Linked DNA regions of Homo sapiens: all the other regions are linked to region 1. The links are chromatin contacts, found by Hi-C or POLR2A ChIA-PET in ENCODE. All regions are on one chromosome and are shown on one strand. The core of a region is the stretch at or near the end of the contact, and the rest is flanking DNA. Distances in the headings are between cores, read along the strand shown.

What was found. A loop is a pair of places that touch in the nucleus more often than their neighbours do. ChIA-PET counts read pairs that join two places held with the same protein, here RNA polymerase II (POLR2A). Pooled maps may share reads with other maps.
Region 2: a loop to region 1 is called in a pooled map, with 9 times the contacts of the local background. The contact joins two enhancer-like sites. A Hi-C loop is called at or near these places in 8 of 50 pooled maps. POLR2A ChIA-PET finds 5 or more read pairs at or near these places in 2 of 52 experiments (Panc1 and activated CD4-positive, alpha-beta memory T cell).
Region 3: a pooled map shows a loop between it and region 1 (6-fold over the local background). The contact joins two enhancer-like sites. A Hi-C loop is called at or near these places in 6 of 50 pooled maps. POLR2A ChIA-PET finds 5 or more read pairs at or near these places in 2 of 52 experiments (Panc1 and activated T-cell).

The regions. Positions count from the first base shown.
Region 1 is chr6:155,222,937-155,225,709 of GRCh38, forward strand. All of the region lies in intron 15 of TIAM2 (TIAM Rac1 associated GEF 2), which reads left to right. Among named protein-coding and RNA genes, the nearest start is that of CLDN20, 40 kb to the right of the region's middle. RefSeq lists an enhancer at 818-2,017. Within about 2 kb of position 1,260, at least 9 of the 41 ENCODE cell types and tissues checked have a DNase peak (open chromatin) inside an H3K27ac peak, as active enhancers do; they include Panc1, where a contact is called at or near this core.
Region 2 is chr6:155,153,099-155,155,798 of GRCh38, forward strand. The region is part of intron 7 of TIAM2 (TIAM Rac1 associated GEF 2); the gene reads left to right. Among named protein-coding and RNA genes, the nearest start is that of CLDN20, 110 kb to the right of the region's middle. Within about 2 kb of position 1,278, at least 7 of the 41 ENCODE cell types and tissues checked have a DNase peak (open chromatin) inside an H3K27ac peak, as active enhancers do.
Region 3 is chr6:155,125,786-155,128,485 of GRCh38, forward strand. It overlaps TIAM2 (TIAM Rac1 associated GEF 2), which reads left to right. Exons shown (of 27, transcript NM_012454.4): 3 at 1,705-1,815. Among named protein-coding and RNA genes, the nearest start is that of TIAM2, 130 kb to the left of the region's middle. RefSeq lists enhancers at 1,195-2,394, 1,402-2,148. Within about 2 kb of position 1,371, at least 4 of the 41 ENCODE cell types and tissues checked have a DNase peak (open chromatin) inside an H3K27ac peak, as active enhancers do; they include Panc1, where a contact is called at or near this core.

The sequences.
Region 1 (2,773 bases), core at 10-2,509:
CTGTAAGATTTTTGGAGGCTTCTCAGGTAATGGTATGCGAAGGTCAGGATGGTTAGATACCGTATTTCCAGATGCTCTCTGCTCTTTTATGCACTTACGTTATTTAGGAACTTATTTCAAGCAGACCATTTGAGAATCTGAGGAAAGCTATGGGTCCCCAGAAGATTGCTTATGCACATACGTTAGAAATTGCAGACAATTCCAGGGAGCTCCCCAGTCTTACGATGTTTATTCACAGCTTTCCCTGTTAGGAATTTATGAACCGTCAGTTTGTGATCCTTACTTTGAGTAAACATCTGAATAGCCTAGCCTGTGTCTTAATATTATTGATATTGCAGAATCAGTTATCAAGTACCTGCAATATGAACAGCACTGTGTTTATATAGTCAAGTGATATTTTGAACTTTGTTTTTATCTTAGTCTAATTGCTTGGGTGAGATTAGCTATTAATGCTTTATTTTTTTAATGTGCTAAGAGATGTTGAGGAACGTTAAATAAATAACAACCCCTAGATGGCAAATAAATTATTAGGTTGAGACCAGAATAGATTATATTGATGATGGTGGTTAGACATCCCCAGATTTTTTTTTCTTTTTTTTTTTTTTTTTACTCTGCACTTCAATGGATGCAAACCCAGGTTGTTAAACACCAATCGCAGCATTACGTGCTGGGATGTTTTGGCATTTTGAAAGTTTTATTTTCTATCATTAGTGAACAAAATGGGTTTTTTTTTGGAGTAAGAATTTTAACATTTTGATCCCAAACCAAACTTTTATGGATCTCTTTAGTAAAATAAATAGCTGTCTGATGGACTAGGAGGGGTGTTTTTTATGCTCAGCGTAAGGGACGCTCAGGTGGCTGTGGCTCCTGTGTTCCCCGGCAAGGGCGTTGCCAGTGAATTTCACCCTTCCCCTTTCCATGTCAGCAAATTAGCTAAGCCCTTGTTGTCGTTCGCCCTTTTTCTTTTAAAGAAGTAATAGGCACAATTACTATCTAATTTTGGCTTGCCACTGTGTGGGTGCCTGGAATCTCATCCGATCTTTAATATTTACCCAGGGGGGTGGGTGTAGTGTCGCATTATTCATTCACTCATTAAATCCCCTTCACCGAGGCCTGCTCAGATGCTTGCCATTGTTCAAAGTTCTGAAATCGTCACCTGGCTGCCTTCTGTCAATATTCTTGCGTAGAGATTGTAGTCCAATGAAAACCTTGTACTGAGTGAAAGAAGATGTGTTTGAGTTTCAAGGCATTTTCTGTGCCTTTCATGACTCATAGCAGATTCTCACCTTGTGATAAAGTTCCGGCTCCACAGTGGTGGCTGCTTTTGCTTTTGCAAAAGTAAGTTGTGAGAAATTGTTCTGAGTCATTTTGCAATTTCCTCTATAGACTCAGCTAAGAGTAGATGTGTGTGTCATGAGTAGATGTGTCTGGAGTTGAGGGAGGAGGGGTCATGGAAAAACTCTGCCTGGAAGTGCTTCATCCAGGTACACATGATGGTATTTTCACCATCTCAAACACTAGCTTCTAACTGCTGAAGGTTAAGATGGGATCATTCGTTTTGTAAATCCGTCTCCTGCTGTCTTGATAATAACATGAAGAAAAGGGCAAGAAAAACATGGATGTGTCATTAGTATGGAAGGAAGGAGGAGAATGGAGGTTTGTTTTAAAGGCACCCCCAATTCTCTTTCCCTCTTTCATCCTTTCGTTGGTTCTTGCCCCTTCCACACCCCGACTGTGTTTGTTCAGCCTCCAGCGCATGCTGCCGCCTCTGCTATTCACCTGCCTTTGCGCTCTCTCATTCTTTGCTGCCACCTGAGTCCTCTGGTGTTTTCAGAAAACAGCTGGCAGAGGAGGAGGCTCTGAGATGTGCAGTTGCTTAGAAGGTTCTGGCCTGGCATCTGCACAGCGGGGATTTCATCACCAACTGCTCAGAAACCACAAATGCTGCATGCCTGGAGGAGTCCTGCCATCTTCCTACCTTGCATGCCACTCTCAGCTGGTTTTGGGATTTTCTATTTATTTGTTTGTTTGTTTGTTTGAGATGGGTCTCGCTCTGTCACCCAAGCTGGAGTGAAATGGTGCGATCTTGGCTGACTGCAACCTTTGCCTTCCAGGTTCAAGCAGTTCTCCCACCTCAGCCTCGCATGTAGCTGGGATTACAGGCATGCACAACTGCACACAGCTAATTTTTGTATTTTTGGTAGAGATGGGGTTTTGACATGTTGTCCAGGCTTGTCTCGAACTCCTGACTTCAGATGATCCACCCACCTCGGCCTCCCAAAGTGCTGGGATTACAGGCATGAGCCAATGCACTCAGCTGGGATTTTTAAGAGTTTATTCCCTTCTTGGTTCATTCAGGCATAGATAAAGGGCAGTCTGAGGGCCCGGGTGACACACCCATCAGGACAGGTTGGTGCTCTGCCTTCCTCTCATTTGAGCACCGAGGTCTTGAATTTGGGGCTTATACAGATGAGTTACCAAGATGGGGAAAGGTGGACCATCAAGCAGTAATACAACGTGAGGCTTACAGGTAACTTCTAAGTGTGGGGCTTTAAAGAAAGTCTCTGTTCACATTCTGTCACCCTCACTCTGTCTCTTCCATCTTTTTCTTGCCTGAGTGTCCTGGTTCTGCTGCCTTCTCTAGATCCCCAGCTCTTCTCACCACCAGGGATACCTGGCTTTGGTTCCCATGTATTTATTGATTTCTATTTTTAAGAAGTTTGATCAAAACTGTCAAGTTATTTATTGAAAATGATAGTTGTCTTAGTTTAAA
Region 2 (2,700 bases), core at 28-2,527, 70 kb before region 1:
AATCATCACTTTAGTTATTTTAAGTGCACCTTTCTAATGCTACTAATTTTTCATTTTTGGTTCTCCCCTCCCCATAGCCCAGGCCCTAACCCCTTCCTGTGTCCTCCCCACACTCCCTTCTCCCCTACACCCTTCTCCCAACCCCTGCCGTACATGCACTCCCTTTCTCATGTTAGTCTTGTGAGTTTCTGGTAACAGACAATTGGGATTGATTTTAGAAATTCTTGTCCAGGCACGGTGACTCACACCTGTAATCCCAGTACTTTGGGAGGCTGAGGCTGGAGGTTCATTTGAGGCCAGGAGCTCAAGATCAGGTGGGGCAACACAGCAAGACCCTATTTCTGAAAAAGAAAAAAAAAAGAAATTCTACCTGGAAGTATTCTCCTCACCGTATTGCACTCTTTGAGGTTATGATTTAGTCACATGTTCCTGAAGGGCTTTGTAGTGTGTAGCCTGAGTTATGTTTGCTGTGCCCGCTGTCCTTGCATCCTTTGTCAGCAGGTTGTAAAGGAGCTGTTTACGCTTTTTTTTTTTTTTTTTTTTGACAGAGTCTTGCTCTGTCACCCAGGCTGGAGGGTAGTGGCGCAATCTCAGCTCACTGCAACCTCCACCTGCTGGATTCAAGCAATTCTCCTGCCTCAACCTCCCGAGTAGCTGGGATTACAGGCACCCACCACTACGCCCAGCTAATTTTTGTATTTTTAGTAGAGATGGGGTTTCACCATGTTGACCAGGCTGTTCTCAAACTCCTGACCTCAGGTGATCTGCCTGCCTCGACCTCCCAAACTGGTGGGATTACAGGCGTGAAACCACTATACCTGGCCAAGAGCTGTTTACTTTTTACCTTCAGACACAAAGACTGGGAAGCATTAAGCAGGAACAAGTACTTGCTTAAAATTGCTTTTATGAGATATTTGACAAAAAAATGTAATGTGAAGCCACAAAGGCAAAGGTATTTACAGATCAAGACCAATCAGGACAGGGTCTCCAAAATATTCCCTAAGCATTTAGCTTTCTCTAAACTTCCTTTTAAAAATATCTGTAAAAGAGCAGTGCTTTATCCACTTAGCATTTTAAAACCTCAATAAATATACATTTATTTATGTAGCTTCCTCCCCAGCGGTTTTCCCTGAAAACCTCAGATGTAGTCATTTCTAGCCTAAAAATAGAATGTGCAATGTAGGTGACATCATGCAACAGAAATTCTCTGGAACAGGTTTTCTTCGAAGTACGTGGGTGGAGAAGATCCTTTTTGAAATAAAAAGGCACTATCGCAGTTGTAACATACCGGCTGAGCTACATACGGTCAGTGGTGACATGCTCTGGCCGTGTCCTGGGCCTCTTGGGTGTTTCTGGGGCAGGATGATGCAGCTTTCATTTGAGCATGTCCAATGTGGACCAGATCACACCGCCATCCACACGCCAGATCGCCTTTGAAGTTCCCAGGGAGGAAGAGTTGTAAATTAAGTCCAGTTAGTACTTTATTTGCCTTTCTGCTTATTATTTCAAACAAGTAAACAAGGACAAAACCTCACCACCCTTAGGCAGTCTTGGCATTCTCCCAGATGGCATCCCCCATCCTGCCTCATTATGTGCGATTTCCAGGGTAGACAGGCCTGCTTCTGTGGTTAATTAGGCTGGGGAGGGAGGAGGTGGTTGGACTACCAGGGGTTGCTGTGGGGAAGGAGGAAGCACTTGCTGGTAGGGTTCAGACTGCTCTGGGTTTTATGAAATGTGGGCTTCAGTTTAAATATTTACTTAAATACAGTTTTAAAATCATAAAGAGGACGGATTGCGTTTGGACAATTGGCAACTGGTGAAGAGAACAATGAGAACAAGGCTTTGAGGAAAATACGAGGATACTGTGGTGTATTTCTGGATGTGTACAGGGGGAAGCAGTTTGAGGAACAAACCACTGGAGTGTAGCATATTTGTGAGGGGATTTGAGGGAGATAAAGTCAGATTGTGGAGGTGGTGGGTGAAGATGTGAACTTTATTCAATAGGCAATAGGGAGATGGTGAAAGTGTTATTTTTTATTTTTTATTTTTTAAGGCAGGCAATAGGGAGATGGTGAAAGTGTTATTTTTTATTTTTTAAGGCAGAGTCTTGCTGTGTTGCCCAGGCTGGAGTGCAGTGGCATGGTCTTGGCTCACTGCAACCTCTGCCTCCTGAGTTCAAGTGATTCTCGTCCCTCAGCCTCCCAGGCAGCTGCGATTACAGGCATGTGCCACTACGTCCTGGTAATTTTTGTATTTTAGTAGAGATGGGATTGGCCATGCTGGTCTCAAACTCCTGACCTCAACTGATCCGCCTGCCTCAGCCTCCCAAAGTGCTGGGATTACAGGTGTGAGCCAGTGTGCCCAGCTGGAAGTGTTTTTATTTTCTATTTTTTTGAAACGGAGTCTTTCTCTGTCGCCCAGGCTGGAATGCAGTGGTGTGATCTCGGCTCACTGTAGCCTCTGCCTCCAGGGTTCCAGTGATTCTCCTGCCTTAGCCTCCTGGGTAGCTGGGATTACAGGCGTACGCCACCACACCCGGCAAATTTTTGTATTTTTTGTAGAGACGGGGTTTTGCCATGTTGGCCAGGCTGGTCTCGAACTCCTGACTTCAGGCAATCTGCCCGCCTTGGCCTCCCAAAGTGTTGGGATTACAGGCATGAGCCACCGCTCCCAGCCTGGAAATGTTTTTGTTAGGAGAAT
Region 3 (2,700 bases), core at 121-2,620, 97 kb before region 1:
CGAGATTGTGCCACTGCACTCCAGCCTGGACGACAGAGCAAGACTCTGTCTCCAAAAAAAGAGAGAAAAAAAAAAGAATTACAAATAGAATAACCTAAGTGGTGTGCTTATGACAATAAATAGTTTATTTTCTAAAAATAAAATAAAAATAGAATAACCTAATGCTATTGCATTTCCACTTCTGGGTATATATCATAAAGAATTGAAAGCAGGGTCTGGAAGAGCTAGTTAAACACCCATGGTCATAGCAGCATTATTCATAATAGCCAAGAGGTGGAAGCAACCCAAGTGTCTCTCCATGGGATGAATGAATAAACAAAATGTGGCATGCACATGTAATAGAATGCTATTCAGCCTTAACAAGGAAGGAAATTCTGACATCTGCTACCACGTGGATGAAACTTGAGGGCATTATACTAAGTGAAATAAGCCAGTTGCAAAAAGACAAATGCTTTCACTTATATGCGGTATCTAGAGTCCTCAAATTCATAGAGGCAGAAAGTAGAATGACAGTTGCCAGGGGCTGTGGGACCGGGGAATTGCTGTTTAATGGGTGCAGAGTTTCTGTTCTGCAAGATGGAAAGAGTTCTGAAGATGGATGTCGGTGACGGTTGTACAACAGTGTACTTACTGCTGCCCTGTACATTTAAAAATGGGTAAGATGGGCCAGGCGCGGTGGCTCACGCCTGTAATCCCCGCGCTTTGGGAGGCTGAGGTGAGCAGATCACCTGAGGTCGGGAGTTTGAGAACAGTCTGACCAACATGGAGAAACCCTGTCTCTACTAAAAATACAAAATTAGCTGGGCGTGGTGGTGCGTGCCTGTAATCCCAGTTACTCAGGAGGCTGAGGTAGGAGAATCGCTTGAACCCAGGAGGCGGAGGTTGCAGTGAGCCGAGATTGTGCCACTGCACTCCCGCCTGGGCAAGAAGAACAAAACTCTGTCTCAAATAAATAAATAAATAAATAAATGGTAAGATGGAAAATGTTATGTTATCCATGTTTGACCACAATTACAAATAAACTTTTTTTTTTTTTTTTAAAGGAACAAAAAGTCACTATTAAGGCCTCACCCCTCTGCTTCCCGTGTCTGTGGCTTCGTGTCCAGCAGTGAGCACGGCCAGAGGGGAGCCTCCCCATCTCAGCCAGTCCTCCTCCCTTTCAGAAGCCCTGCCTTATCCCTCAGAGGGGGACCTCTTGCCCCTGCTAACATGTGCTTGAGAAAGCTTTTAATCTCATTTATGAGGTCAACCTCTACAAGCTAAATTATTTTAACCAAGGACTATTCACTGTGATGTTATATTTTGGGCTTTGTTTTTGCTGCTTGGTCAAATAGAGAACAAGGGCCACCTCTCGTCACACAGCCTGACGCTCCTGCAGCCCTGTGAGACTGAGAGTTGTTTTCCTGGTCATGGTGACAGATGAGCCACGCATGACTCACTGGAGCGGTCTCCCCTGAAACAAAGGCATGCATTTGACTGCAGACTGGGTGTTGAGTTGGTGGCCTTTGCAAGACTGGGTGGGCAGTTCTGGCTTCAAATGACCCTGATGAATCACACGGTTCACAGACGTTTCATTTATTACCTTGACAGTGACCCTGGACACCAGTTGTTTCTTCATATAATTTGCGTTAAGGCTTCCTTTTGACTTTGTGGGAGCTTGGAGTAAAACGCTTCACAGAGTTTTCTTGCGTTTCTGTTTTTCAGGCTCACTTCATGGACTCACTTTGCGTGCTTGTTAAATGTGCTGTGTTGCTCCCAAGACCATGTAAAGCCTACTGACCACTAACCTCCCTCACAGCAGAAACTAGACGTCAGGTAAACCCAACCCTTGTGCCTGGGGGTCACGTCAAGTTGCATGACTGTGATTAAGGTAATAAGTAAAGGTTTAATTATTTGGGCTAGCGATTTTGGTTTTAAAATATTTGATAATTACCACCAAAGAAAAGTCAATCCATTTAACTTCTGTTTTGTGGCTACACATTCTTAGATATAAAAGAATTAAAAATAAAAAGCCTACTAAATATATCTGGAGATCTCACCAGAAGAGCATCACCTCCAACTGACCTAAAATAGTGATATACTGGTTTGAGTGAGAAACTAGCTGGGCATGGTGGCATGTGCCTGTAGTTCCAGCTACTTGGGAGGCTGAGGCAGGAGAATCCCTTGAGCCCAGGGGTTTGAAACCAGCCTGGGCAACATAGCAAGATCCCACCTCAAAAAAATTATTTCAGAATCAAAAGAGATGGTTTCTTCTTTCCTCCCTTCCTCCCTCCCTCCTTCTCCCCCTTTTCACTTTGAGTTTGGCTTAACTAATAGACTCCTTGAGCAAACTGGGGTTTTTACAAGGAAGTAAGAGTCTAATATTAAGTTTTTCTGATGCCCATATTCTAAGTCAGCTTCATACTTACTTCTCTCATCATATTCTAAAGTGAAGATACCTGAAGTCTTTACAAAAGCTCTAGAGATTAGTTTTATTAAAATGTTTTTCTTTCCCAAATGAGAGCTCTTATTTTTTCCCCCATTTTTCATCTCAGCCTCATTTTTGAGGACTTCCAGGCCTTTTTCTTTTGTGGTATTCCTAGAGCCCCAACAGAGCCTGGTACCTGGTGTCATGTTATAAAAATGTGATAGTTTTTGAGCAAAAGTCTCTCAAAATACTGTGGAGAGATTTTAGCTCTACCAGTAGTTTATGTATAATGA